Linked DNA regions of Mus musculus: region 1 is linked to region 2. The links are chromatin loops, found by intact Hi-C in ENCODE. Cell type or tissue: heart. All regions are shown on one strand. Each heading gives the region's core, and the rest is flanking DNA. Links, peaks and the distances in the headings are about the cores only. Region 1 has its middle 180 kb from the start of 4930596D02Rik. Region 2 has its middle 12 kb from the start of Grid1.

What was found. A loop is a pair of places that touch in the nucleus more often than their neighbours do. Peaks named below come from ENCODE experiments on the same cell type or tissue, not always from the same donor. Only the 100,000 strongest peaks of a DNase experiment are listed, where the experiment ranks them.
Region 1: a loop joins it to region 2, with 12 times the contacts of the local background. A loop is called at or near these places in 2 of 42 quality-filtered maps.

What each region holds. Positions count from the first base shown.
Region 1 is chr14:35,619,163-35,635,094 of GRCm38, forward strand. No RefSeq gene overlaps it. Among named protein-coding and RNA genes, the nearest start is that of 4930596D02Rik, 180 kb to the right of the region's middle. In heart, for the core only: a CTCF peak has its summit at 6,809 (motif pointing left); no DNase peak of the experiment used is centred there.
Region 2 is chr14:34,800,508-34,816,439 of GRCm38, forward strand. No RefSeq gene overlaps it. Among named protein-coding and RNA genes, the nearest start is that of Grid1, 12 kb to the right of the region's middle. In heart, for the core only: CTCF peaks have their summits at 10,424 (motif pointing right) and 12,975 (motif pointing left); no DNase peak of the experiment used is centred there; H3K27me3 peaks cover 2,026 bases.

The DNA of each region.
Region 1 (15,932 bases), core at 4,738-9,737, 810 kb after region 2:
AATTGGGGTCGTCACATACTGCCGTGTCCAACTTTTACATGAGTGTTCCAGCTCCAAGATCTTTGCATTTAGGCGACAAATGGTCTACTGACCAAGTCCAGCTCTCCATCAACTATAATCTTGATAAATGTAAAAGGCAGTGTTTTTAGAAGATCAAAGAACAAGGTCTATCAATGTCAAATCGAATGGAGATTGGCATATAGCAGTACTCCACCTGTCTTCCTCTCTGACCTAAACAACCTGTAATAAGCTGAGGTGACAGATGAGGCCCAGGGAAGACACAGGCACAACATTGAGACAGAAGGTAGGAGTGTCCTGAGACGCTACACAGAAAGATTTCATTGAAGGACTGGGTACAATCAATGTGATGCTCTATTCCCCAGAAAGAAAAATTAAGTACAAATGAAGCATAGTTTCATGCAGGAATGGGAATTTCAATTTACTCTGATCTGTCCTGAGATTAATACTCAAAATCCCAACTGTGGTCAATCCTTCATTAGGAAATGGTGAATGACACAGCACACTAGTTTTCTGAGAGACTTGGGATGGGTCAGAGGAGGAGACAGGACAAATAAGTGCTTCTGACTCTAGTCAATGCTCTCAGCATCTTTAAATATGAAGAAGGAGGGAATGCCTGTCTTCTGTGTTTATCATGAGTTAAAAGAATAACAAGTCTTAGAGGAAGAAGGACATGGAAATGAAATCATGGTGTATTTGTTTTCTCTGAACCCACCTGTTCTGGAGCAGCTTCTTTAGCACTCATTTGCCATAATTTTATTATTTTCCCTGATTGGATAGAAAACTTGCTCATGGAGAAACTGGGTCATTTGTTCCAAGTTGGATGGCTACAAAGTGGAGTGCATGTTGTAGTGGCAATGAGTTAAACAAAGCTGAATGAATTATTTTGCCAATGAACCTGTGAAAAAAAGAACTGTAGCTGTTTTCTTCTAATTGAAACACTCCCTTCCTAGGGGAGCAAAGACTTTTATAAAATTTGCAACATTCAGAAAGCCCGGGAAGTTACAAAAGGTAGGAGGTAGGAGCTTAGTTGCCCAAGGTCACATAGCAGTAAAGTATTGCTGGAAAAGAAGACATTTTGGTGGAATTGCCTAGGAATTATGCAGAGATCTCCAGGATGCAGTTTCTTCTGCACTGATGCACTATGTGGTGCTGCCAATTTGCTCTTGAGTCACCGAAGCTCCTGTGGGTGACACAGTAAATTTGATGGTCCAGCAAACTATATTTGCATGTACTTGCCCTTGCCCTTTCGTCTCTCAGCAATACCCTATTTGGGGTGAACAGATATTTGTTCATGTGCCTCAAGGAAAAGCCATTTAATCGTACCCTTTTATCATAAAACAAGAATGGCTGGTGCTTTGGTTGGATGCATTTGAGCTACAGAATGCAGAATGAGTCTCAGAAGAGCTGACCTGTTTGACTTCCATTTTATTTTAGCTTTTAAGAAAGAAAATAACTACTCTTGAGTTTTTGTTGAGGAGAGAGCTGGCCAAACATTCAAAGCAAACAAGGCAGAGATAAAATGAAATACAATCTGCTATAGTCATGTCCACTCGTGCTCACCCAGGATTATTTCTTCTTCTTTGAAAGGGGACAATTGGCTCAGAAAAGAGAAAGTGCCTTTTGGGTGTGAAATGTGTTTTGTTGAAGCTATTGGGAAAGTATCAACAGCTGTGGTGGTGGGAATGGGGGCATCACATATTATTTCATATCTACTGCAGGGTAGAAACCTACCTCCTTTCACCGAAAAATAAGACACCCCTAGTGTCAGCAAGGAAAGTCCTTGCCAGAACAGTTCTATGGGAAGTGCTAAGCTGAGCCCATGTGAGAACCCTGAAAACAGCTTTGGAAATGTATAAAAACCTACTGCTGCCATCTTGTCTTGATAAAGAAAGTCCCAGCTAGACTGGCCTAGATACTGAGCACGCCATCGTTCCATAGGACACCTTAGAGGGAGCAAATGATTCAAATATCCTGATTTTAAAATACTAACTTTCTAATGCTTATCATTTGTTTTCATTTTTTCCAGAAAAAGATAAAAAAGGAAATATTTAGGAAATGATAGCTAATAAGTGTAGAATAAAAAAAAATCCCCAGATTTACAAAATAAAAAACAGTAAAGCAAGCTTAAGCAATATATGGAAAGTTTTTAGGTAAAATACTTTTGGGAAGAAAAACAGAATTTCTCACATAAATGCAAGGTAATAACTCAGTGCTCAGTTACCAATTTAAAGGGAGGAAAAAAAATGGATGGTTATAACTATACTAATCAAATAGACACAACTAGAAGATCATATTTTTCTCAATGTTGTATGAAGGTTATAATATTGTCTCAGAAATATTGAGACCAAATTAAATTATATATTCATCATACATAAATATATTCATTATTTATCAAATTAAATATGTATTAATACTTAATTTTTTATCTTAATCTAACTAAATCTTTATCTTAGGTGACACCAAAGGTCATGTTTACAAAAATATAAATGGAAAGAAATGCATTAAAAAGCATCACAACTAAATAATCAGAAAGGCTTACAGTATTGAAAATCCCTAAGTCATAGATTCTAAGAAGAAAACAGATTAGATGTAGTGTATGTGCAGCTAATCCAAGCTCTGGTGAAACCAGAGGCAGAATAATTTCAAATTCAAGGTCAGCCTAGGATACACAATGAGACCATGACTTATAGAGTGTGAATAAACAAATACCAAGACTACTACTGTAAAAATAAAAGGAGAGTGGAAAAACAAACAAGCCATGCAATATACAAGCCTTAGCCAGATTCTGGATTAAGAATAAATAAATAAGCAAAGAAAACAAATAAATCATCAATTGAGACATGTTGAAGAAACACAGCTAAATTTATATAAAATGATTGCTAGATATTCTTATATGACTATTCGATCTGTATTATATTGAAGAAGCTTTTAACTCAGAGGGAAATCATATCACCAAGTGTGAGATCTACCACTTGCTTAAGAATATCATGGATTAAAGCACACATAAAGATAATTTTGTAAGCATGGGAAGATGCTGATCATTGTAGATTTCCTCTCACGGTTTCTAGATGTTTGCAGGCTTGAAACCCAAAACCTTGTAAAATTTCATTTCTACTCAAGATGGAATAATTGGTGCTAGGCCATTGTTATTGCTGGAATATTAAGAAATGAGATGCTGGGGAGCTGGCTCAGTGGTGAAGAGCATCAGTTCCTCTTGCATAGGACTAGGGCTTTGGTTTGAGCACTCATATGGTGGCTCACAACTATCTGTAACCTTATTTCTAAGAGATCTGATGTACTCTCCTGCTCTGCTCCAGCACCAGGCACATACATAGCACATAGTGTGCACATACATAGCACATAGTGTGTACATAGCACATAGTGTAGGCAAACACTCATGCACATAAACTAAAAAGAAATACTTTTAACAGAGTGAAAAAAATGGTTTTGAAGAAGTGCACAAGACAAGGTTTTAGATTATGAAAGGGGCAACAGGGTAGAGATATGCTCTTTACAATAAGTAGAATCATGACATAAGCTGGGTAATTGCCAAATATTTTGTCTGGGGTGTATTCTGCACTTATGTGAGGTCTATGTTCTGATGATAGAAAAGAAGGGTCATTGAAAGCTAAGATACTGAAGAAAATGTGGAATCACAGACACAAGACATATTTATTCACCAGCACACAGGTTTTTAGGCAAGGTGATGCCTTCAGGCACATAGACCTATTCTTGTACATATGAACATACACAAGCAGACATAGGCTCATAGCAGATTGCCTGCAACTCTGTAGGAAGCCACATACAGGCAGGCTGGTGAACGCAAAGGCCTCTCACCTTAAGGCCGTATTTATGCAGAATCACAAACAAGTGCTTCTCAGAAAGAACTATATAACACATTACATTACTGTTTACTGATAGGCTCCCTAGACATCTAGTGTAAGCTACTTTGTGCTGACATCTACCCCTTGGATGTCCAGCATTAGCCACCTTGTCCCATGTTAGATATCTGCACCAGCACCACATTGTCAAAACATACACTGGCTTTTATATTCCTATGTTCTCTGCAGCTCCTATACAGAAAAGTAGAGAATGGAAAGCTTGGTGCCTCGAAGAAACAGAAGTGGCAGAAGTTGGGGGTTCCAAAAGGCTGAAGAAGCTGGACAGTTCAGGATAGGGTGTCAGTGGAAAGAGAACTATGCCAAGAGAAAACTTTAAAAAGATCCTGGCCTCCTAAGGTTTGGACTCAACACCAGTTTGTGATAGTCAGAGACCTAATCTTGTAGGCAATGCTGTTGGGAGACTATAGGTTGAATAGAGGTTTCTAAGGGTGCATAATAACCAGAATCCCAGGTGGTTTAAATAGTCTGGGATGACCTTGGCAAACATCCTAGGTTCTCAGTAGGTCACTTGACATACCAAAGGATTATTCTTTATCAACTGGATAAATCTAACACACCATATGCACTCTGACAAGCTGTGGATGACAAGGATAGAGATGTAGAAAAGACAAAGGAAAGAGAGAAGGGGGGAGACAGCAAGGAAGACCCCAAAACAGCTAAAGCAAGCATGTGTCACAGAAAGTGAAGGGATAATTTAGATGAGAGCTGACTTCTCCAAAGACACAAGAAGCCCAAGGTAGAGTAGAGTTTAAGAAAGGCTGAATCTCCAAGAAGAGTTTCAAGCAAATAACTGAGTTAAACTCCAAATATACCCTCAGAGCCTTTGGCTGACTGGAGCTCTGTCCCAGTTAGCTCCATCATCTAGACACAGCCTAGAGTCACTTGAGAATGGAATCTCAGTTAAGAGATTGCCCAGATCATATTGGATGGAGGTGTGTCTGCAGGAGTTGTCTTGATAGCTAACTGACACAGAAGAACTTAGCCCACTGTGGGCAGAACTATTCCTCTGTAGGTTGTAAGAAATCTAGCTGAGCATGAGCTTGTGAGTGATCTGGCCAACAGTATTTCCCCATGGTTTCTGTTTGAGTTCCTGACCTGACTTCCCTCAGTAAGAGGCTGGAAAAGTGGAATGAAACCAGTCCTTTCCTCTCCTAACTTGCTTTTGGTCAGAGTGTATCAAACCAACAATGGGCAGGGTCCTGTATAACATGTTCTGTGTTCTGGGACAAATCATGAACTGTCTTTGAGGCCCTTGCCAACATGTGTTTCTGTTTCAAACTAGAAGATAAATAGTTGCTATGCAGTGGATTAGATGGATTCACCTCTCCTGTGGGGCTGGGAAAGGAGCTGAACAGTTGAACACTGTCAGTGCTAGCACCCTCTCCATTGTAAGCACCCCTCTTAAAGATGATGTTTTGTCTCTTAAATAAAAGATGATAGGAGTGACAGTGACTCCTGTCTGGAACTCCAGAAGTGCTATGGATCTGAGTCAACACTGGCAGTGAGAGCTGGCGAGGAGCTGAAGACACACTGCAGGTCCCATCTGCTGAAAGAGTTCCAAGGAGAGGTCAAGCCATGAGGGTGGAGGGCCTGAGATATCCTAAGCCTCAGGAGCTGATGGCTGAAAGTCTCAGGACCCAAGGCACGGTTAAGAACTGTATACTATTAACATTGCCCTCTTGGAGTCTGATAAACTTGGGGAGCAGTGTTTATTTGTTTGTTTCTCTGTTTTGACTGCTAAGGGTTGAACTCAGTCAGGGTCTGTGCATTTGGGGCAAGCACTCTAATACTAAATGGCATCTCCAGCTAGTTTTTACAATTTTTAAATTTACTTACATAGAGATATTTTTCAGATATGCTTATGTATCCAAAAGGACTTTGATTGTCTGATATACAGACTTTGTCTCCTGAGCTTGTGGGATGAGTATGAGGCACTGTATCTGTTGAATGCAGAGCTGGGATTAGAACCCAGGACTTCATGTATGCTAGGTAAGTGCTTAGGAACGCAACTATATCTCAGCCCTTGTTTTTACTGTCAGTAGTTTTTGAAGAAAAATTGATTAGTTTTCCTATGTATATAATTGATCTCACCAAAGAACCTTTTTTTCCCAGTCTTTATCTCTTTTACCTTTCTTTTCTCCTCTCTTTTCCTAGCATATTTTGACCTTCGTGTTATTAAGGAGAACCAGTCAGTATTTCACCATGAAGCATGGAGTGAGCTACAGTGGGGGTTTTGGGTTGTGTTTTGACTTGGTAAACATCACTTTTTTTCAGATGAGGAATCTTCCTTGCATTCCTGCTTTCCTGAGTTATTATCATGCAGAGGTTGTAAATTTAATCAAACAACAGTTTTCTGCATTTACAGAGATGCTGATTTTTTTTCCTTGCTAACCTATTTGATATGGTGAGTTATATCCCTTACATTCAAGTGTTAAAATATTCTTGCATCCCTGAGATCAATTGAACTTGGTAATGATTTATTACTCATCTTATTTATGCCTCAGAAAGATTCACTAATATTTTATTAAGGATTTTATGTTCATGTTCATGAGAGCTATTGATTGGTAACCATTTTCCTTTAAATGTTTTCTGTCGGGTATTAACATTGGTTTTTGTCAGTTCTGTAAAATATGCCGTGAGTTCACGGTTCCCATTTTACCCTCATAAAGCTTGCATAAGGTTTGCACCACTGATTTTTAAAGTTCCACTGAAGTTTTTGTTGGACCTAACAAAACTTTCCTTCTGAAATGTTTCTCTGGGCCTGGAGAGATGGCTCAGCGCTTAAGAGCACTGTCTGCTCTTCCGGAGGTCCTGAGCTCCATTCCCAGCAACCACATGATGTCTCACAACGGTCTATCATGAGATTTGGTGCCCTCTGCTGGCCTGCAGGATACATGCAGGCAGAATGCTGTATAAATGTTTCTTTCTATTTAATTAAGGTTGAGCTCATTTACTGCCATAACACCCTCCGTATATCCTTGTTATCCTCTTATAAACCTGTATTATTATCGGCTTCCCTTTAATCCTTTACCTCTCTTGCTATATTTTTGGACAATTTTATTATTGTTTGTAAATTTCTGAAATATATTTTCCCACTTATTCTATTATATTGTGTTTTAGTGGTTGCAAACCTTTCTTACTAATTTGTTAAGTAATTTGCTTCCCCCACCGATATGTTTCTTAGAATGGAAATTAAGATAATTGATATCAGACTTCTTTTTCCCTCATGTGAGTTAAGTCCCTCCAATTTCTTTATCTGTATCTTACTTCTCTTTCTTGTTGTTGCAGTAAAGTATCCTGAAAACAGCTATTTGAGAGAGAATGGAAAACACTTTGGCTCACAGTTTCAGATTAGCCCATCACTGCGATGTGGCAGGGGAGCAAGAGACAGCGGAGACAGCTGAAGGCAGCTGGTCTCCTAATGATTTCAGTCTAGCAGCCGAAGGAGCACGAAGAATGTAATGAATGCAAAACTATATGGAGATAGGAATTGGAAAAATAAGAACAAAGTTAATGTTATGAGAAAAAAATTATTGTCTGAATGTTGGTCAAAATATCTTTCAGTTTTGAATTTCATATGCTTTTTTTTTCATTTCTGAGTTTTAGAATGTGTTCTTTCCTTTACATCTTCATGACTATTAAAAACTTTAATGATTTTAATTTCATATCAGAAAATAATTACGTTTAATTTCTTAGTCTCTGATTGATCATTAAGCGTTAGTTTTTCAGTTCTTGCTTTACTTTGTTACACAAGAGCACTGCTAGGAAACTGGAGAAAAGCATGAGGACGAGCAAACCGTTTGCTCTTTAACATGCCTGTTTCTCTTTACCCTGCGAGCCTCAACGTTTTGTCCTTTAGAATCCTCGATGTTGCTATGCTCACCATTGCTCTTTCCTCGCATACTTTTGACTGCCTTCCTTTCCTTCGTGCTTTCTTACTGGGTTGAATCCTTTTCATTTTGTGTCTTCTCACTCGCATGCTGGATTAGGCGTTATTTTATGCCAGTGTGTCTTCAACAGAGAATGTCTTATCTACAAACATCTTGCACATCCTACTTTGTATAATAGGAATATGGTTTGCTTAGCATTTAGTTTTACTAAACAGTCAGAAAGTTCTATCAATTTAGGAATGGATTTTACAATTTCTTAAATTTGTGAACTATTTTTTTCCTGTATAAGCATAGAAATTTGACTTCTTTCCCATGAACAAAAAGGCTTATGAGTTTAATTTCCATCGGAGTCGTGTAAGCCATTTTACCCCATTCCTCCAAAACCCACAGAGAAGCATTCCTGCTCTGCATTTCTCCGCTCCTGTTGGGAGGGTGCAAGCATTATTCTCTTCATCTACTGCTTGTGCAGAAATCTTCCACACTCTGATTCTGGCTTCAGTTCACCCTCATCCCTGATTCGGTTTTGCCCACTACTAAGTGTTCTGTATCTGAGGCAGTGCCCAGACCTCACTTTCAAGGCTTGACCTACCATGGATTCTATTATAGCAGGTTTCTACATCAACAGTTATGAAGCTCATTCGCCCACTTAATTTCTTTATTGGTTTTGTATTTCCTTTGGTCTGCAACACTGCAAGAGACAGAGATTTCTGCCAACGCCTGCTCTCCTGCTCTCCCAGGAGCTTCTTTTCTACAAGTCAGACTGGAGTCTAGTTTGTGCATTTCAAAGGAGGTAGGGAGGATGACAATACTCTTTCTGGGTACTTCAAAAACGTGGCAATGATTTTGCATGATTAAAATTGAGACAGATCAGGTGAACTATATTACATAAATTTTATTGTAGTTGAAAGATAGCCAGTACAGAAGGTGCAGCCTCTGAGACACCATGGCTATCTAACAAGTCTTAGCAAGGAACGTGCTCATGGAATTACACATAAATAAACTGGGGCATGAAAATTATTTTTCTTTATGATGCAAATACATGTAAGAGCCGAGACGAAAATAAGTCCACACTGGGAAAAAAATTAAGCCCATCAGCATGTATTGGGTTTTAGTGAATCTGGCTCCACTCACCCCTAAATTAGAGTGTCCCAAAGTCTGCAATTAAAAGCTACAATTGAACAGTGGCTGAACACTGATTCATTAGCAGAGAGCTCTAAACACTCAACAAAACACCTAAATTATAGACCTCAGTGGTTTATATGGCTTCCTTGATCTTCACAAGTCAATGTTTTTAAAGGGTATGTTTGTGTTCAGGGTTGGTATTGTCTAGCTATTGATTATTGTGCATTTATATCAGTCTTGTAACACACATACAAGATACACATTAATACAATTTAAGCATTCAACCATCAAATACAAAATCCCTTAAGTCCGTTTTTACTTTTCCTTTTTCTTTCCTTCCTTCTTTCCTTTCTTCCTTTCCTTTCCTTCTTTTTTAATGCATCCCTGATTACACTTTTATTCAACCACAGTAATCTTAATATGTTAAATCTCCCTGTTTTAACTTTTTGGAATTAAAATATAATTATATCATTTCTTCTTTCCCTTTTCTCCTCCAAGCCTTTCCATGTAATCTTCCTTGCCTTTTCTCAAATTTGTGGCTTCTGGCCATTTATTCTTTGTCATTACACACACACACACACACACACACACACACACAGACAGACACACTGTAACATATATACACACATATATGTATATATGTTGCAGGAAATGTTTTATTTACTGGAAAAACCTGATACTAGTTGTGCTGTGACACAGCTTTAGCACACACCTTTAATCTCTATGACTGGAATACAGACATGCCTTTAGTATACACCTTTAATTCTAAACAATGAAGATAGAGTTAGGTTGTAGAAAGAAGTACCCGTGTTTGAAAGTGAAGTCAAATTGAGTGGCAGACCAAGTGATGAATCAGAGAAAGATTTGATAGATAGGATATGCCTAACTCTCACAAGAACAAAGAGGAAAAAAAGAGAGACTACTTAAGAGAGAGCAATACAGAGAGAAAAAAGAGGAGAGAGGGCAGTTTTACTAGGGCAATTGTACAAAGACAGCTTTCAGAGAGAGAGAACAAACTAGACACTTGAAGACAGAATGTACCACAGATTGAGAAGGAGTCAGAAAACAACATATTGCCAAAGTTAGTATGAGGCCAAGCAGAGCCATTGGAAGGCGGGGGTGGGGGGTGGGGGTGGGGTGGGGGGGGTGAGGAGGGAGGAGAGAAACAAGACTGAATCAATCAGGTTAGAGAGGATTTTTAGCCAGAACAGCTGAGTTGACCAGCCAGCCAGAGTTAAGGAAAAGCTAGAAAAGGGAAGCTTATTCAGCAGCAAGTCTCAGAGGCTGAAAATGTTCTAGGTCTATATTAGAGTGTACAGAGGCTAGAATCTTCTCGGACTAGGCTTAGGTTAGCAGATGGAGGCCGTAAGCCTCAGAGACAACAATTACTTCCGGCAAATAAAGGTGACTTTTACACACACACACACACACACACACACACACACACACACACACACACACACAAACAATAGGGTTGGGAATTGCCACACAAATGAAGCAGACACTGAGCTCAGTTAAATAGGGCTGATTTATTGAAGGAACACCCCAAAATAGATTGGTCAGTGTCACAGACTAGACAAGAGAACTAAAACTGGACATCAAATATTTTTCAGGACCAGTTTATATAGGCAAAACCTACAGTGAGTTTACATGTAGGTATAAGAAACACTGCCCAGTGGTCAGTCCTCACTGAAGTTATTTTGGGTAGCTAGGCAGAGCAATTCTAATTTACCTTTACTCTAATTGGTCCTAAGTGAAGTTTACAGGTATGGAATTTCTTAAGATAACAGGGTATGTGGTCAGCTTGACCCTACTCTGAATCAATCTGAATCAAGCTATTTTTCTGTGTCAGTACAATATGAAATGGCTGGTTGGCATGGAGCGAGATGACTAAAGCTATGATGAAGAAGCAGACTTCAACAACAACAAATATGTATATATATATATATATATACATCACAATGCATTAATATATAAAATGAGAAGGAAGACTGAGCAGGAGAGGAGTCTTCCACACAGCCATCTTGTCTTGTAAACCATGTTGCTATTCTGTTGTGTCCATCAACTGTTATGAATATTCATACTTTAAGACCCACTAAAAGCTATAGGTTTGGGTTGAAAAGCATGAACATTTTTTTTCCAGTCCAGAGGGCTAGATATACAGATTGAAGAGGATATCTTTATAATGATGAGAAGCATCTTTAAGTTTATATTCATAAGACAACCAAAGGGAATTTAAAGTCTTGAGCTTGTGACAGCATTATAAACAGCTAACGCTCCATCAGCTATTAGAATTTCATTGACTAATGTTAAAATTCTGAAGTTTTGAAATCTTAGTATCATAATAGCATAGAGGGGGAAAGAGAAATATAGAAAATTTCCTAATTTTTATACGTCTTAAATTGTTTTCTTACACCTCTATAATTTGCATTTATACATTTTAAAACATTTTTAGGCCCTCTGATCTTCATAATTTGCATTTACCAATCTTAAAACACTTTCTTAGACCCTCCAATCTTTATAACTTGCATTTATCAACTTTAAGACATTTTTCTTTGCTCTCAAGCACTTTCTTAGATCATCAGATCTTAAATAAACTTTAAACTTACATGTTTTTCTATCCAATTGTTTACTATGAGACATAGGAGTTGATTATTGAAAGCATTTAAATGAAGGCTTAATGAGAATTATTTACATAAGGAAGTAGTAAAAATTAATATTGAAATCTGTTAATCCTTTAACATGAAACCTGTAAGCAAGGCAAACCTGTTTGCCCTTTTAAATAAGATACCTGGTAGTTTTAACTAACTCATGAATTGACTAATGAACTAACCACAGTGGTAGATTACCTTGGGCTAAGGAACAATTTGCCTGTTGTTCTCTAGCTGTCAAGCTATCGCTTGCTTAACCATCAAGAGGAGACATGAGAAAGATAAACGGTAACCTAAATGGCTATATATCAATTAAAATGACGGAGACTAGTTCATATTACATTAACTAGACAGTTATCCCAGGTTTCTGTGTTCTTCATAGCACTGAAGGCAAAGGCAGTTTTTGGCCATCAGGCCCAGAAGACAAAGAGACTTTTTCTGTGGACAAGAAACATGGGAGACACTGACCTCACCTTGTTTTAAGCAACATGTGCCAGTCAATTCTCCAGTGTCCTGTTTGTCTGTAGTTAAGGCTGGGCCCTGGTAGGGGGTAAGGCATAGGGGAAGTTATGCCCAGTGGTATTACAATTCCTGTAGTGTCCTTTGTTGTGCCCTTGTCTTCTTGGAGGCCTTGGTGTGGGTCACTGGTAGTATTTGGGAGTCTCTTTCTGTCACAGAAGGTTATGCATATTAAATGACATATTCTGCAGATTTCTGACATATTTAAAAGCTAGTATCTACCCAACATGTCTGAGTTAAACAATCTTTGTATTTTTGGTTATCTGCTTTAAACTGTATCTTTCAAAAACGAAACGGGAGACTAAATGCAACTTAAACTTGTAACTAACTGGATTAGTTCTTAGCATGACTTCAAATATACTTCTGAATATATTAAAGGATTTGATTATTTTTAAGGTTGTTGACTGTCAACTTGAATTCATTAATTATCGTAGGTTTTATGTGACTAGGACTTTAGGGTCCATTCCTGTTAGGTTTGAGCCTTAAAAAAAAAATCATGATTTTGGATTGAAGTTCTTCTAGTATAAAAATAAAAACTTTTTCATCCTTAAACGTAGTCCATAAAGAGGCTGGGATCTTTTCTGACCTTTATATGGTATGTTATTATAGAACATAACAGTTTCCTGTATGACTTAGTTTATAATAAAAGCTATAATTTAATAATGTAAGCAAAAGCAAGGTTAGACATACATACTTAAATCAGTTTTTGTTAGCCTGAATAGTCCTTAGGTAAGGAGAGACATATTCTTACGCCAGTGATTCTTAACCTTTTAAATACTATAAACTTCTAAAAAAATTTTCAAAGTCTCAATTGTGTTTTGTAGTATTTTTAAAAAGTACATTTATAAGAATGGAGATGTAGAACATTACCACAATTTTCAGTGGACAAACCAAGTTCTAACAGTGTAAATGATTTAGTATCTCCAAAAATCAATATAAATATCAAGTGGGTTATTTTCATGTTACAAAGTTAGGTTGCCAACAAGAAAAGTTCTTGTATACAAATGCATGGAGGTGCAGCTTTAATACTTCATTAAGGGAACATTGCTTTAAATGTAATCTTTTTAAGTCTGATTTTTAAGACAGGGCAGAAATTACATAAAAGAATTTATCAAAATTTAAAAGTATATGTAGAGACCTGTTTCTCTGTACCTCATGGCATGTGTTGTTACCCAGAATGTCTCCAACCCTGAGTTATTTGTTTTAGGCTAATTTTTTTTTGTTATAGATGTTACACATTTTTAACCATACACCACAATTTATACACCAATAATCTATAACAAAGACATGTAGAACATATTGAACTTAAATGTTTAAGAACAGTCAGAAGTAAAGATGTAATGGCTACATGTATATATGTATTTAAAACAGACAAAAGTATTTTTTTTTTCCGAGACAGGGTTTCTCTGTACAGCCCTGGCTGTCCTGGAACTCACTGTGTAGACCAGGCTGGCCTCGAACTCAGAAATCTGCCTGCCTCTGCCTCCCAAGTGCTGGGATTCAAAACTCTTATTTCCTCCAGATATAGTTATAGGGGAGGATCAGCTTGCTACTGGCTGAATCCAATTCTTACAGGCACAGAGCTTTTGTAGCAGGACTAGGCATCAGCTCCCTTACTAGAGAAGCTGGGAAGTTGCTCATGCCACTTTAAGAACAAAGGGATTTAAGATGAGACAGTTCCCTGTTTGCTGTCAGCTTGATATAAGGAGGAGATGTGGCTTCTCTAACAGTGATAGAATCCTAGCTGCAGGTGCAGGGCTCCAGGGCCAGCACCAGTTTATCAGTTTTTCCTATCCCAATTCAGCTGCCTTTTTTTTTCTTCCTGAAAAAATCCTTGAGAGGAGTTAAAACCAATTCAAGGGGTGAAGGCCAGCAGATGAAGTTTGGCCCATTTTTCTGAGTATGAAACATAGAGCAACAATCAAGCAACTAAATAGAACTACAGACATAATCTGACAGACATGGACACACTAGCATGCTAAGGACAACCAATAGAGTTGGGGAGAAGTGAGTGAAAAGAATCCTCAGGAGAACAGCCAGTACCAAAGGAAGCCATTCAAACTCACTGAGGGTAGAAAGTTTCCCAGTCAAGAGGAGAAAGTTACAGAGGAGGAGGAGGAGGAGGAGGAGGAGGAGGAGGAGGAGGAGGAGGAGGAGGAGGAGGAGGAAAAATGTAAGTAGAAGACAAACACATTCAAAACCTAGTTTCAAAGATAGTCACAGATGAGAGCTCTCAGATGAGAGTCCCAATAAAATCCAAGTCCAAAGGGCTTATTGTGTTGCTCTCCCCAGCCAAGTGAAGTAGGGCTTCACTTGTTTCCTGACCTTAATACTAGTGAATTGTATGTCCAGCTTGTCTTCTTTGTGTCACCAAAAGGTCTAGACCATACCAAACACACGGCAAACCAAGAAAATAAATTTACCTCCTCTTGGAGGTGTTGACTGGCTTAGTGGTGTCCACTCTCAAAAACTGAGGGGTGACAGAGGGTAGGTTACCTTCCCCAGCTCTTGGTAGAACCTCCAAATGTTGAGATCTGCCACCTATCTCAGTTAAACAGGGCTGCTTTATTAAATGCACATGCAGAAACTGATTAGGGCTGCAGTCTAGTCTTGGGAACTAAGATTAGACACTGAATATTTTTATATGTATGTATACATTTTATTGGAAATTTTCTTTATTTACATTTCAAATATTATCCCCTTTCCTCATTTCCCCTCTGAAAACCCCCTATCCCATCCCCTCTCCCCCTATTTATTCACCTGTTCTGGTATTTCCCTACACTGGGGCATCTATCCTTCACAGGACCAAGGGCCTCTCCTCCCATTGATGGCTGACTAAGCCATCCTCTGCTACATATGCAGCTGGAGCCATGAATCCCTCCATGTGTACTCTTTGGTTGGTGGTTTAGTCCCTGGGAACTCTGGGGGTACTGGTTGATTCATATTGTTGTTCCTCCTATGGGGCTGCAAGCCCCTTCAGCTCCTTGGGTCTTTTCTCTAGCTCCTTCATTGGGGACCCTGTGCTCAGTCCAATGGATAGCTGTGAGCATCCACTTCTGTTTTTGTCAGGCACTGGCAGAGCCTCTCAGGAGACAGCTATATCAGGCTCCTGTCAGCAAACACTTGTTGTCATCCACAATAGTGTCTGGGTTTGGTGACTGTATATGTGATGGATTCCCAGGTGGTGCAGTCTCTGGATGACCTTTCCTTCCATTTCTGCTCCACGCTTTGTCTCTCTATCTCCTTCTGTGGGTATTTTGATTCCCCGTCTAAGAAGGATCAAAGTATCCACACTTTGGTCTTCCTTCTTGAGCTTCATGTGGTCTGTGAATTGTATCTTGCGTATTCTGAACTTCTGGGCTAATATCCACTTATCAGTGAGTGCATACCATGTGTGTTCTTTTTTGATTGGATTACCTCACTCAGGATGATATTTTCTGAATATTTTTCAAAGCTAGTTTATATAGGCAGAAACCCACAATGAGCAATACAGGTACAGGAAGCTCTGTCTGGTGGTCAGCCCTGACAGCTAGCCTTGTGCTAGCAAGCTATTTTGGCTAGCTAGCTAGAACAAGTCTAACTGACCTTCATTCTGATTGGTCCTAAGTGAAGCTTATGGTTGTGGAATTTCTTAATATAACAGGGTATGTGGTCAGGTTGACCCTGCTCTGAATCAAGCTAATTTTCTGCATCAATAACAATATGAAATGGCTTGTAGGCATGGAGCAAGATGGCTACAGCTATGCTTGGGAAGCAGGCTTTAACAACAACAACAACAACACACACACATTACATCACAATGCATATATATAATACAATGAGAGGAA
Region 2 (15,932 bases), core at 8,454-13,453:
AAGTATGGATCAATTCGCATTCTTCTACACGATAACAACCAGTTGTGCCAGCACCAATTGTTGAAAATGCTGTCTTTCTTCCACTGGATGGTTTTAGCTCCCTTGTCGAAGATCAAGTGACCATAGGTGTGTGGGTTCATTTCTGGGTCTTCAATTCTATTCCATTGGTCTACTTGTCTGTCTCTATACCAGTACCATGCAGTTTTTATCACAATTGCTCTGTAGTAAAGCTTTAGGTCAGGCATGGTGATTCCACCAGAGGTTCTTTTATCCTTGAGAAGAGTTTTTGCTATCCTAGGTTTTTTGTTATTCCAGATGAATTTGCAAATTGCTCCTTCTAATTCGTTGAAGAATTGAGTTGGAATTTTGATGGGGATTGCATTGAATCTGTAGATTGCTTTTGGCAAGATAGCCATTTTTACAATGTTGATCCTGCCAATCCATGAGCATGGGAGATCTTTCCATCTTCTGAGATCTTCTTTAATTTCTTTCTTCAGAGACTTGAAGTTTTTATCATACAGATCTTTCACTTCCTTAGTTAGAGTCACGCCGAGATATTTTATATTATTTGTGACTATTGAAAAGGGTGTTGTTTCCCTAATTTCTTTCTCAGCCTGTTTATTCTTTGTGTAGAGAAAGGCCATTGACTTGTTTGAGTTAATTTTATATCCAGCTACTTCACCGAAGCTGTTTATCAGGTTTAGGAGTTCTCTGGTGGAATTTTTAGGGTCACTTATATATACTATCATATCATCTGCAAAAAGTGATATTTTGAGTTCCTCTTTTCCAATTTGTATCCTCTTGATCTCCTTTTGTTGTCGAATTGCTCTGGCTAATACTTCAAGTACTATGTTGAAAAGGTAGGGTGAAAGTGGGCAGCCTTGTCTAGTCCCTGATTTTAGTGGGATTGCTTCCAGCTTCTCTCCATTTACTTTGATGTTGGCTACTGGTTTGCTGTAGATTGCTTTTATTATGTTTAGGTATGGGCCTTGAATTCCTGATCTTTCCAAAACTTTTATCATGAATGGGTGTTGGATCTTGTCAAATGCTTTTTCTGCATCTAACGAGATGATCATGTGGTTTTTGTCTTTGAGTTTGTTTATATAATGGATTACATTGATGGATTTTCGTATATTAAACCATCCCTGCATCCCTGGAATAAAACCTACTTGGTCAGGATGGATGATTGCTTTAATGTGTTCTTGGATTCGGTTAGCGAGAATTTTATTAAGGATTTTTGCATCGATATTCATAAGAGAAATTGGTCTGAAGTTCTCTATCTTTGTTGGATCTTTCTGTGGTTTAGGTATCAGAGTAATAGTGGCTTCATAAAATGAGTTGGGTAGAGTACCTTCTACTTCTATCTTGTGAAATAGTTTGTGCAGAACTGGAATTAGATCTTCTTTGAAGGTCTGATAGAACTCTGCACTAAACCCGTCTGGTCCTGGGCTTTTTTTGGCTGGGAGACTATTAATAACTGCTTCTATTTCTTTAGGGGATATGGGACTGTTTAGAAGGTCAACTTGATCCTGATTCAACTTTGGTACCTGGTATCTTTCCAGAAATTTGTCCATTTCGTCCAGGTTTTCCAGTTTTGTTGAGTATAGCCTTTTGTAGAAGGATCTGATGGTGTTTTGGATTTCTTCAGGATCTGTTGTTATGTCTCCCTTTTCATTTCTGATTTTGTTGATTAGGATTTTGTCCCTTTGCCCTTTAGTGAGTCTAGCTAAGGGCTTATCTATCTTGTTGATTTTCTCAAAGAACCAACTCCTCGTTTGGTTAATTCTTTGAATAGTTCTTCTTGTTTCCACTTGGTTAATTTCACCCCTGCAATTTTGTATTTTCATCAAAATTTCAGATACAGGACTGGACCGTTTAAAATTTCCGGCAGTCTCTAATGCTAGAACCGCATTAACTACATAAACAGAATCAGATAATATTTATGGGCATAGGAAATCTTTTAAAGACTTCTAAAACCACCAAACATTCTACCAATTGAGGGGCTCCTGGTATAAATTGCAACCTTACAGCCTTTTCATTGATTACATAACTTCCAACTCCTGTTTTGGATCCATCTGTATAAATATCAATGGCTCCCTTTATAGGGGTATTAGCCGTTACCTTTGGAAATATTACTGGATGTAATAACATAAAATGTAATAACGGATGTTTAGGATAATGATTATCAATTAAACCAGAATAACTGCATCTAAGAATGGCCCATTCATCTATAGTAGCACACAATATTTGCATTTGTGCGACAGTATAAGGGACAATTATGCTATCAGGCATTTTTCCAAAGTGAGTGATTGAAGTTTTTATCCCTTTGTGGGCCATATTTGCTACCATGGTGGGATAATGCTCTATAGTCTTATTAGGGGATATATGTGGATGTATCCATACTAAAGGACCATTTTGCCATAACACAGCAGTTGGCAGATTGATGGTGCGTAATATACATAGGCACAAAGGTTCTTGCTCATTTATACGAGTTAACTGTGCTGTTTGGATCGCCTTTTCTACTTTCCTAAGAACATCAGAAGCCTCAGGTGTTAATTGTCTCAATGAGGTAATATGTGAGTCTCCTTCTAAAATTTGAAATAAAGGTTTTAATTCTGAAGTAGGGATCCTTAAATAAGGTCTAATCCAATTTATATCTCCTAATAATTTTTGAAAATCATTTAGTGTCTTTAGATGATCTTTTCTAATACTAATCTTTTGTGGGGTGACACATCGTTAAGTAATAGTGGCTCCTAGAAAATGACTAACATTAGACTGCTGTACCTTTTCTGGTGCAATACTCAAACCATTATTTTTTTAAAGTTTCATTAAGCAAGCCATAAGCTTGCTGCATACTTTCTTCTTCAGGTCCACAAATTACAATGTCGTCCATATAGTGACAAATTTTTAAGGAGGGGAAACCATCCCTAACCGGTTGTTTAGCTTTTCCTACATATAACTGACATATGGTAGGGCTATTTGCCATTCCTTGGGGTAATACCCGCCATTGGTACCTTTTATCAGGTTCCATATGATTAATAGTATCTTTCTTATTTAATGGAATTGAAAAGAAACAATCCTTAATATCTACTACTATAATTCTCCAATCCTTAGGTAGAGCTGAGAGTAGGGGGAGTCCTTTTTGTACAGGACCCATAACTTGCATTTGTGCATTAATGGCTCTTAGGTCATGTAACAATCTCCATTTACCTGACTTTTTCTTTACAACAAAAATGGGGGTATTCCAGGGTGATTGAGTGGGTTCCACATGTTCCAGGTCTAATTGTTCTTGTACTAATTCTTTAGCTGCTTTTAACTTCTCAGAGGGTAAAGGCCACTGAGGCACCCACACCGCGTCCTCCGTATGCCACGGAATGGGCAAAGGCTCTTCAGTGGCCCCTAGAAAACACCCAGCCCTTTCTTGTCTGCCTTTTCTGTGGCTTTAACTGGTGAAATTCTACCTTGCAAATTTTTTCCAAGACCTAGTCCAGGTATATATTCCATTCCTTTCATCATTTCCTTGCTTTTCTGAGAGTAATCATTAGTCAATATAAAGTTCATAGCTGATAACACATCTCTCCCCCATAAGTTTACAGGTAAAGGGAGTACATAAGGTTGAAAAAGCCGTGTCCTTCCTTCTTTATCTTTCCATTGTAAGGATTTTGCACTTATAGTTGGGGTAGCCTCATATCCTAATCCTTGTAAGCTATGTGACGATTGATTAACAGGCCAAGAAGCAGGCCACCACTTACTAGATATAATGCTTTTATCTGCTCCTGTATCCATTATACCTTGAAAGGTTTTTCCTTCTATTTGTAATTGTAAAGTGGGACGATTATCCAAATCTAAAGATATGTAGGCCACATTAGTTCCTGTAGAACCGAGTCCCTTATCTCCTCGCGAGTCCTGGCCACTAGGGAACATGTTATGCAAACTAGGAAGAATCAGCAATTGAGCAATGCGATCTCCAGGAGAAATGGCTACAATACCTCGGGGTGCAGAACACATAATCCTAACTTGTCCCTCATAATCTGAGTCTATAACTCCGGGATGTATTACCAATCCTTTCAAAGCAGAAGAGGACCTACCCAACAGTAGGCCCACTGTATCCTTTGGTAAGGGACCTCTAAAATCTGATGAAATAGGCTGGCACCCCATTTGAGGTGTAAGAATTACTCTGGAGGTGGCACAGATGTCCAATCCTGCTGAACCCGGAGTGGCTCTCCTCGGTCTCTGGGTGGCCTCATGGACACTGTGGTCTGGAATGCCCCATACATTTGGGGGCCCTAGGGACGGGGGCCCCTCACTCCGTTTTTTGGCTGTTGCACTTTAAACTGAGGTATTGGCCTTCCTTTTATATCTCTGACTGATCTACATTCATTTGCCCAATGTCTTCCTTTCCCACATTTTGGGCAAATACCTGGTACTGTCTTTTCAAACCTACTCTTTCTACCCTTTGTACACTGCTTTTGCAAGTGACCTGTTTGTCCACAATTATAGCAGGTTATTTCTTTTGTTTGCGCCATCAAGACTGCGGCAGCCAGCCCTGCATTTGAAAGAGGTCCTCCTATTTCTCTACAGGCTTTCATCCATGCTTGTATTCCTTTCCCTTTCCATGGTGTGATAGCATTTCTGCATTCTTTGGTACATTGCTCGTAAACTAATTGTTCAATTAATGGCATTGCGGCCTCAGAATCACCAAATATACATCCTGCCGCTTCCATCATGCGAGCTACAAATTCAGAGAACGGCTCATTAATTCCCTGAATAATTTTTGTCAAGTTACCAGATACCTCTCCTCGATTAGGCAATGCTTTCCAAGCTTTCACTGCTGCCTGATTAATTTGATCATAGACCTGCACTGGGTATCCTAATTGATTGTTTGTCCATATACCCTGACCTGTAAGCATTTCAAAGCTCCATGCTTGTTGCCCTGCAGTAGCATTAGCACGGGCCTGACTCAAACACAGATCATGCCATATAGACTTCCAATCTAGATACTGTCCCATCGTAAGACATGCCCTTACCACACTCATCCAGTCAAAAGGAGTCATGGCATTGTGAGCCAGTCTATCAATTTGGGACTGAGTAAAAGATGCATTAACTCCATAGGTCCTTACTGACTCTGCTAGCTCTTTCACTTGTTTATGCGATATTGGCTCATAATATCGCTGTTGAGCATGATCCTGAAAAACAGGAAAAGCCTGACATATTTTTTGCAGCCCTTTAGGAGTGCAAAAGGAGTGGCCATAGCCAATTGTTTTCTTATCTGTATAAGGCGGAGGTGGTGGGGGAGCACTGATACTCCTTCCTATTGGACCAGATCTTTCTGCCTTACACTTTGCAGCAGCCTCCTCCAAATTTTTCTCCTCCCCTTCTGATAGTTCCGAATCCTCTGAGCTAGACAATTCTAACAACTCAAAGTCCTCGAGAGGAGGGTAAATTGACTTAATTTTCTGTTCTTTATTTTTTATGCTATCTTTTGTATCTTTACATTTTGGTTTCTTTTCCTTTTCTCCTTTTATTTCTCTCCCTTTACTTATCTTTCTGCGCGCGCTTTCTTTTTCATATCTCTCTGTTTCTGACATACTTTCCTGTTGCTCCTGTAAAAGTCGCTGTCCTTCTTTAACAGCTAGCTCACATTTCTTGTCCTGGATACAAGCCTTAATTAATTTCCATAACAGCCTTGTCCCTGCTTTCACTTTCCCATCTGCTTCCTCTCTTGCTATATCTTTTCCCAGCTTTTCCCAACTAGGTAGCGTCAGCGACCCAGTGGGGGCAAACCAAGGAGCAAGTCTGTCTATTTCTCTCAAAAAACCGCTCACTGTGCTTTCCGAAATTTTTAAACCCCTTTCTTTAAGCAAGGCTTGCACCGACCCTACTAAGGGCGTAGACTGGCCATTACCCATGATGGTCCTGGACTAAAGCGTTATCTACATGAAATTATTCCCAGCAGATACACTCGTGCCCAGGGCGATGACAATTAAGGCAATAGCATAAAATTAAGGCAAGAAAGCAAGCAAGCAGCACAATCCCAGAGACAATTAACGGATCTACTTCGTAGGAGAGCATGCCTCTCAGAGATTTACATTAATTTCTTTACACTTACCGGTACCGCCGTTCCTCAGCTGAAGAGTTCTGAATCCATGCAGTTGAATCCTTCTCAGCAGTCTGTTTTGCAGGAACCTTTATTAACACCGCTCCCCAGCTGAAGAGTACTGAATCCATAACGGATCCTTCTCAGCAGTCTGTTTTACGGGAACCTTTATTAACCGCTCCTTCCCCGCGATGCAGTTCTGAATCCTCCCTGTAGCAGGGGGTCTTCGCTCGTGCCTGAAGATGTTTCTTGTCCTGGGTTTTCGGCACCACTTCTTGCGCGCACCGGACTCGACCAGCAAGAACGACGCTGCAACAGGATCCTTCTGCACACGTTTATTGGGAGAGCTTGATTGCAGAGGCGAAAAGACTTCAAGCCCAGAACTGGTGCTGCTTTTATAGGCCTAGGAGAGGCGTGTCTCATACCCGGATTGGTTATGCACTAAGCCTCATTTGCATGTTCCTCATCTGATTGGCTACTCTCTCTCAGTACCTCACAGAGCCTCATTATCATACCTCATTTGCATGTCTCACATCCGATTGGTTACTCTCTTAGTACCCTACAGAACCTCATTATCATGCCTGGGCCAGGCAGTGTTTTTGCAAAAAACTTTACTGCATATGTACACATTGGTTGTTTGTCCAATCTTATGCCTGGTGGCCAGCAGTAGTCAGTGCCACTCTGCAACGGCACATGTGGCTTCCCACAGGACTCCATCCTATCAGAAGACATTTGCTCAGTTACATAGCACTTTTAAAGGAATCGTCCTTAATATAAGTATAAACAGTGAATTAATCAGGTGGCTGCATTTCTTTACCTTTGCTATTCCCCAGTAGCCACACAGAAAAAATAAGATTTATTCAAAACTGCACCTCAATAGCTGAACAGTTAGATGATCTAACCTATGCTAATCTGGCTCATCCCATGATACTTGCATATTATTATTGATCTGGCTCTTTGGATCCCTTCTTCATGGCTCCAATTCCTCCATCCTGTCACTGATCTGACCCGCCCCCTTTCCTCTGCCTGGTGGATGTCCCACCCTATTCTGCATTCTACCTCACCATTGGGTGACTAGCATTTGTTGACAGGGCAAAAAATAAATAGTAAGAAACGTTTACACAAACTTGAGACAGGAAACTCTTGGTATAGGCACCCCAATGCCGCATCTGGATTGAAAGAGAGAAATCAGCATTTGAACAACACCAGGGAAAACTACACAGCGTACAAAAACATTATGCCTACAATTTATAACAGTCAGAAACTGGAAACAATCTAGTTGTCCCTCAACCGAAGAATGGGTAAAATATGGTATATTTACACAATGGAGTACTACTCAGTGGTTTAAAAAATAACACCGCCGGGCGGTGGTGGCACACGTCTTTAATCCCAACATTTGGAAGGCAGAGGCAGGTAGATTTCTGAATTCAAGGCCAGCCTGGTCTACAAAGTGAGTTCCAGAGCTATACAGGGAAACCCTGTCTCGAAAAAAACCAAAAACCCAAAACCCAAACCCAAAAAACCCCAAAAGACAAAAACAAAAAAAACCCAACCACCACGGATTTTGCAGGCAAATGGTTGGAATCAGAAAAAAAAACAAAACAAAACAAAACAAAACAAAACAAAAAAAATCAGTGGGATAATCCAGACCCAGAAAGATAAACATGGTATGTACTCACTTATAAGTGGACATTAGCTGATAAATAAAGGACAACCATGGGACAATCCACAGACCCAGAGAGGCTAAGAAACAAGGAGGGCTCAAGGGGAGATGCATGACTCTTCCCGGGAAGGGGAAATAGAATAGATTCGAATAGATTTTGTGGGTGGACTGGGGATGGGGTGAGGGATGGGAACAGGAGTGATCAGGTTAGGAAGGATGGAGAGGGGGGAGGGAAGGAGGAGGGGGAGGGGGAGGGGGAGGGGGAGAGGGAGAGAAAAGGGAGAACTGGAGCTGGGGGACATTTTGTGGGCGAGGTAGAAACCTAGGGCAATGGAAACTCCCAGCAATCATGAGGGTGGCCCTAGCAAAGACTCCTAGTGGGAGATACAGAGTCTGAACTGGCCACATAGGAGTGGAAGGAGAAGAAACTGCTGTAATATATCAGAGAATAAAATTTAAAAAATAACATTTTTGTTTGTGCATTTGCCCGTCTTGCCTATGTTTCTTTTTGTCTCAATTCCTTGGGTTTAACTCTATACTATTTTATCATGCAGTCTCTCTCAGAAATTATTCTGCCACTCTGTATCTGTCTCTATTTTCCCTCAAAGTTAACATCTGTATACTAGCCAGACATGGTGGTGTGTACCGTAATCAGCAGATAGAGATAGGATGACCTCAAGTTTCAGGCCAGTCTGGGCTATATAGCAAGACCCTGTTTTAACCCCTAACAAACCTCTGCATGGCCAGTTCCCCACGCTCTGCAGTTAATCAGTAGTCTCTCCGTTTTCCCGGCCCAAGGTAGCTATTACCTCGTTTTTCAATTCTGAGCCTTTCTCTCTCCACAGACGTTACTACTGTTGCGCATCGGTCCCCTCACCTGGGATCCCATTCTTTCTGCTTGAAATACTTCCTCTAGCATTTCCTTTAGTGAATATTTATTTCTAAATGAACTCTCTAAGCTTGTGTTTACCTGAAAAAATTCTTTATTTCTTCTTCATTCTTGGAAGATATTTTCTCCTCCATCTGGAGTTTTTTGGTTCACTGAAACTGACATCCCACTGTTTCCTGCCTCCCTCTCTCCTTCTCCCTCCCTCCCTCCCTCCCTCCCTCCCTCCCTCCCTCCCTCCCTCCCTCCCTCCCTCTCTCCCTCTCCCTCCCTCCCTCCCTCCCTCCCTCCCTCCCTCCCTCCCTCCCTCCCTCCCTCCCTCCCTCCCTCTGTCTTCCTCCCTCCCTCTCCCTCTCCTTCTCTCCCCCCTCTCTGTCTGTCTCTGTCTCTCTCCTGTTTGTGCCTGTGTTGTAGAATTGTAAGGTCTGCACCCTTTCTTCTCCATCTGCGTTTCTGCTCTTTCTTCAGGTCTCTGGTCTTCTTCCGTTTCACTACGGTGTGTTCGGTTATGAATTTCCCACTGACCGGAAATTCCAAGGGCACAGTTAACGCATCTCTGGAGACAGGTTGGATTAGGGGGATGCAAAGTTATGAAGGCCTTTGAGCACATGCTGAGGAGTCCAGCTTGGCCAAGTGCAACGTGGTTTTCAGTTGTGGACTGTCCTTGAACTCATGATCCCTCAGCCTCCTGAGCACACGGTGGGCAGGTTACAGGCATGTGCCAATGTGCCTGGTTCATGTGAGGTGATTGATAGTGACAGGTGGTACTGTAGCCATGCAAATAGCGTCTGGAAATGCCATCCTCACATGTTCTCTGCATTTGGACCAGTTGTTGATCTCTGTCCAGGTCTCCATCTGCTACAAAAAGAAACTCTGAGGAGGAGCAAGGGCTACACTATCTGTCGGTCTAAGGATAAATACTTAGATACAGTTACAAGCCATGTTTAGGGAAGTGGCAGCAGTAGATTTTCCTCTAAGGCCTATGATGTCTCCACCCATAGATACTTTGTTATGTTCACAATACCAGGCATGAGGTACTTCCTACTGAGTGGACCTTAAGTTTAATTACACACTTAATGGTGACTCCCAAGATATGTGTCACTGTTTTACCAGTGGGGATGTTGTGGCTGCCTATTACTGTTGCGGCTTTCAGGCCTCACAGCCTAGTGGTGTCTTCTCTCCCTCCTTCCTTCCCTTCCTCCTTCCCTCCTTCATTTCCTTCTTTCCTTCATTTCCTTCTTTCCTTCTTTCCTTCTTTCCTTCCTTCCTTTCTTCCTTCCTTCCTTCCTTCCTTCCTCCCTCCCTCCCTCCCTCCCTCCCTCTCCTTCCTTCCTTCCTTCCTTCCTTCCTTCCTTCCTTCCTTCCTTCCTTCCTTCCTTTTCTCTCTCTCTCTCTCTCCCTTCCCTCTCCCTCTCATCCTCCTTCCTTCCCTCCTTCCCCATCTCTTGTTTTTCCATCATATATTACATATTGACTGCAGTTTCCTCTTCTTCCTCTCCTCCAAGTCTGTCACTCCTCTCTCCCCACGACACGCACCGCCCCCCCCCCCCCCATCCACTCCTCCTCCGTTTCTCTTCAGAAACAGCGGGCCTCAGAGTTATCAACCAAACATGACACATCAAGTTTCAACAATACTAGGCGTCTCCCTCAATTTTAAGGCTGGGCGAGGCAATCTAGTTTGAAGTCACTTGCTTTCATTAAGACCAAGACTCAAGCTTTGCCAGATGAGTCTCTTCCTTAAGCGCCTCGAAGTGCTATATTTCCAGCAATGGCCAGCAGAGAGCAGCATTGCACCACGGCTGCTCTGGGCGGGCTAGCTGGTTCAGCTTGACAACTGCGGCTGCGCTGGTGGGTTCCCTGAATTGTCCTGGTTGCAGGAGTTGGGGTAGGGGGTGGTGTGTTTGAGAGCCGGAGATCACAGTCTCCATTCTGCTTGGGGCTTTTCTGTGCCTGGTGCTCCTTCACGGGTTAACCGAGTTCCGGTTGTCCTCTGAGGATGCTTATTTCCATTTGAGGGCTTGCAGTCCTAAGAACAGCTCACCTCAGAGGGGCGCGTCTTATGCTTTATAAACTTACGCTTTATGTCTTTTCTCCTGGAAGTCTCTCCTGATCTTTTTGTTCATCCCTGCTGGGGCATCCCTGCTATCAGTTTCCTTCCACCCTGTTTCCAGAGGAAGGTCTTGTTTCCCTTGCACCTATCCAAGGTCACTGCCGCCCCTAAGCTCTGGATCTAAGATCAGCATGTCTGTCTGTCCCACCCAGTATGCCTCTTAACAGGTGACCAGCTTCATTGAAGGATGTCATCATTAGTGGTTAGGGTCCTAAGATCTTCAGGAATCCAGGCTTCTTGTCTTAGGCAGCCTCGTTCCCATGCTTCGTTCCTCCCGTCCCTCTTCCTGAGGGGATTGAACACTGACCAAAGGACGTCATCAACACCACATGTGGTACCTACAACAAAAGAATAGGTGCCAGGAACTTTTGGAAGGGGACCAGCCAAAGACCCCAGACTGGCAGAGTCCTCAGTGTTCCTAGGGAGTCGGGAATGTGCTTCGCCGCAGTTTTGAGAAATACATGCTCACTTATCAGGATGGAGGAAAAAAAAAAAAGCAAGAAAGAAATGAATAACGCCTGTGTTTGGGACGGGGTAGAGACGATATTTTCATTAATTGTGTGCGGGAGTGTAAATTGGCTTAAAAAACAGCTTTGGAGTGTACAGCTTTGGGAATTATACGTTAAAAGGCTTAAATATTTTATAGCCTTTCACCTAATAACTCCAATTCTGGGCATTTATCCTAAGAAAACAATTGTATAAGAGCAGAAAATATATACACAAAGATCTTACAGTAGTATTGTATGACCAGTTATATCAAGTATGCTCTATTCTGTGGGACAAAACCTGATCAGCTACTAAAAACCGTGTTTTCAGGAAATTTTTATTGAGATGCTAACTGATTGATTTAACACACCAGCATCTCCTGGGTATGACAGCTACTGTTCTGGGTACTAGAAATAAGGCGTAAGTAAAACTCCTTCCTCTGTGGAGTTTCCGGTCGGCTGTGGTGCTGGCTCTAGTGTGTGGTAGGCAGGTGCTCTGCCACTGGAAGTCAAGCAATAAGAAAATTACACAATTTCTGTCCTTGAATAGAAAAAAGGACAGGTCACTCAGCCTGGTGGGATAATCTCATAAGCCCAGTGCTTGGGAGGCTGAGACAGGAGGAGCCTGAGTTTGAAGCCAACTTGGGCTACAAAGTAAGACTCAAAACAAAACAAAACAAAACAAAACAAAACTCCTCAATAAAACAATAACAACATCAGCAGCAGCAGCAGCAGCAACAACAACAACAATAATAACAATAACAACAACATCAAGATGGATGAATCATGAAATCACTGGTTGGTGGTATCAGCGAAGGCCGGTAGTCTCTTGGCATGGAAATGCCTGCATGGTAGCTAATGTGTGTGGAGGTACAGCTGGCTCTGGAACTGGGGCTCATGAGCAGCAAGCTTGTGGGCTAGCTCAGGGTCATCCATGTGTGGCTTCTTAAGGTCCTGACATGACCAATGGCTTCTAAGACCCTGTATGTTTTCCAGGTAGGCAGAAGAGAAAACGCAGGGGGCACGGCCATTTATTGAGCGGCCATATTTTATTCTTCATGGGCAGAGCTTTGGCCAACGTGTCATAGCCCTGAAAGACCCCCAGAGCCACGCCTGGTTGAAGGAAGGTCATGGCTATGGTGTTTTGAATTGTGGGATGTTCTTTTCCACATGTTCTAGACCAAAGGAGACATCGAAACAAGCTTTTTTTTTTTTTTTTTTTGAATAGAAACAAAAAAGGGCTTTCTGTCTTGAAAGAAATAAGGTGGGATGGCTTGCTATTAGAAAGTAGGGCAGATTGTCTGCAGTGTGTCTCAGATATACCTGTCACCTGGTGGCTGTGTCCAGCAGTCTCTCCTGCTGACCCCTGCCTCCCATGGCCTTGTGCCCCACACAGGCTAAGGGGAAGTGGTGGAAAAGGTCCAATGGCGGTTTCTCACTAAGAGATGTTCCTTGCCTTTCAGCCTATTTTCTGGCCTCCATATGAGGGCACACATGGCTGATGCTTGGGGTATCTGCAACCTGGACTCATGTGGGGTTGAGCTTCCAGGGAGCTGGAGTGTGTCCCCAGGCTTGGACTAAGCTGCTCCAGGTTTGGGCTGCTTCTTTTTGTTAATTTGCTTTGTTGTTACATCACTGAACTTGAGACAACATCTTTTCCTTTTCTCTGTTGGTTGGGAAGCTGGGTAAAGTCAGCCCGGTCCCTCTTATCCCCATCTGCTGCCCTCTTGTGGCCCCCAAGCACACTTGCAACCACATAGTATATACACATTAAATTAAAAATATGTTTTGTTTTTGTTTTTGTTTTTGTTTTTTTCTTCTATGAGTCCTAACAGGAGGAAAAGGCCTTTGGCCACCTGGCTACCAGGAAACATGGGAAATTTCCCACCCTGACTCTGTACAGGATGCTCTCTGACACTCACACGTTCTCTGCTGTCCCCAGAGATGAGCAGCAGGTATCCCTTCATGAGGTAGGAGCTTGGGGATCAGACGACCTTGGTCCAGCCTGTTCCTTGTCTACAATGGTGCTCCTGAAAGCACCATTGGGAATATTACATCCTGATTTGGAAAAAAAAAAACATTTGCAGGTTTAAGTAAGTTTCTGGGCATAAGGAGATTGTCCTGAATTGTCAAAATGTCCCCTACACCCAATCGTGAATGTCTCCTTAAGGCTAAGGGAGGCTACACAGATGGTGTCACTGTGTAGCCTGTGTTGCTACAGAGGCAGGGACAGGCTAGTTTAGCTAGTTGTGAGCCATGGAACAGAACTTGGAGAACAGTGAGTATTCTTGCCACTGAGCCATCTTTAGACCTTTAGTGGCTCCTTGACTTCCCTGGGATGCCCACCGAAGATACCATGGTTGACAAGTCTTTGCTGCAAAATATGGCCACCCAGGATGCCTGCTCTGTTGATATGGATCTAGAAAGGTGTGTGTCTGGCTTCTGCATCGCCAACAAGAACTATTCTGGCAACTTCCATCATAGTACCTTCCAATTTATACTTTGCTTTCCATGGGCTTTTCTTCCCATCCCTTCCTGTATAGGAAACACATTGACATTCTAAACTCCAGTCATCGTCTCAGCTTAGGATTTGCCGATCCTTCAGGCAGCTGCAAGAGGAGCCCTGGGCAGCAGAGAGAAGGGCTGAGCTCTGGGCATTCTCTGTCTAGGGTTGGCTGGGCCATGCCTGATGAGGGTGTTGGGGCCTGACTTTGTCTCTGAAGTAGACAGACAGGCTAGGGTTCAGGTCCCAGCCACTTAGTCCTGTTAACCACATAGTGATGGGACAGCGGTCCCCAAGGTTTAAAAGGGCAGGGATGCAGATGCAAGACTGGTAGAATAGAGTGGAGAAGCTGTGCTAGCCATCATGGCTGGGAAGCTGGGGAGTCAGCAAGTAACGGGGATAGGGCAGGGCCAGACCTTGTGCTTAGGTGTGGCCTCAAAAGTCTGAGTGGCAGCAGGAGACCCGTATTCATTGTTGGGCTTAGGTGTCCCAGGAGCATGGACCTGTCCTGAAGATTCCCCATGCTTGTAGATTGCAGAGCCTCCGATTGGAAGGATGCAAACACTGCTCCTCCAGAGGCTGGCATGACAGCTCAGAAGGGTGTGTCTGGGTGTGCCCACACCTTACTTCCCTTTGACTGTCCCTTTCAACTCAAGACATCATTGTGCAAACTTCACTTTTCTTCTTCTTTCAGAAAGCCTGAAGGAAGGGGTGGATCTTCCAGGGACCCAAGGGATTAGGAGGTTCCAGAGCATTTTTGTGGGAGCCTCAGATGGCTCTAGTTGTGGTTTGACCCCGCCGTCTTCCTGCCCAAAGCACCCTTCTGGATCCAGCACTCTAGCCTGCTTTTTCTCCCCCCATAGGTAGCTTCTTGGGGTGGTTGATTCTAATCACACTGCGTCTTGTTCTGTATAAGGGAATAGATGAAGGAAGGCCTTTTCCTTACAAAGATGAGGTGCTCCTGTTGGGGTGTGATCACACAAGACATGATCTTTTTTTTTTCTCCTCATTGGCATGTGGCTCCTGGGCTGCCAGCCATGGTGATGCCTGCATTATCGACAGTGCCCTCAGCTGTGCGGGTCCTGCCCTGATGCCGACTCAGCATCCTGCTCTTGGGAGGAGGCTATCCCCAGCTGCACTTTCTCCAGCCACACTGTCCTCCATAAAACTGAAGACTAAATCAATGAAGCTTCGAATCATGGGATAAGTGAGACTAGAGATTGCTGGCCTGGGAAATTTGAAAGTAAAAACTCAAGAGAATGACCAAGAGGGAAAGCAAACTAAAACAAAAACAAAACAAAACAAAACAAAACAAAACAAAACACAGTCATATAAAGGATGATCAAATAAATATAAGTACTAAAAACGAGATGAGAGAGGTTGGCAAAAGAGACAAAGCAGAGCTGGGTCATTATCATTCAACAGATGTGTCAGATGGCTGCTGAGGGAATGGAGGAAACAAGCAATAAGGGAGTGTGTTAAAGGAGGAAGAGGAGGAAGAGGAGGAGGGGGAGGAGAAGGAGGAGGGAGAGGTGGAGGAAGAGGAGGAGGGGGAAGAAGAGGAAGAGGAGATGAGGAAGAAGAGGGAAAGGAGGAGGAAGAAAAAGGAGGAGGAGGAAGAAGAGGAAGAGGAGGAAGAAGAAGAGAAAGAGGAGGAGAAAGAAGAAGAGGAAGAGGAGAAGGAAGAAGAAGAGGAAGAGGAGGAGAACGAAGAGGAAAAGGAGGAGGAAGGAGGAAGAGTAGCAGCAGCAGCAGCAATAACAGTAGTAGTCATCTCGGGCATACCCCAGCAGCCTGCACACGCCTACAATTCCATTTTGGGGGCTGAAACAGGAGGATCTCAAATTCGTGGGTGGTCTAAGATGCACGGTAAGACCTTGCCTCAGCAAACAAAATAAAGCAAGGCAAAGCAGCAATGGGAAGCTGGGTAGGGAGGCAGTGGCTCTCCTCAGGTCCTACCAGTGAGTAGGTTCCTTGGAGCCTGTGGGTAGTGAGCGCTCTTTCCTAGATGCCGGCTGAGCCCTCTACAGCTAGGCTTGGGTCTGCCTAGCCTCTTCCATGTGCACACAAGGGAGCTAAGCTTCCATAGCCAAAGCTGTAGACTTCCTTGTGGTCTGTCTGCCAGCTGCACCCTTCCTGCAATTGCAGCTGGACCGCCAGCTGTGCTTTGCAGGAGGAAGATGCTGGT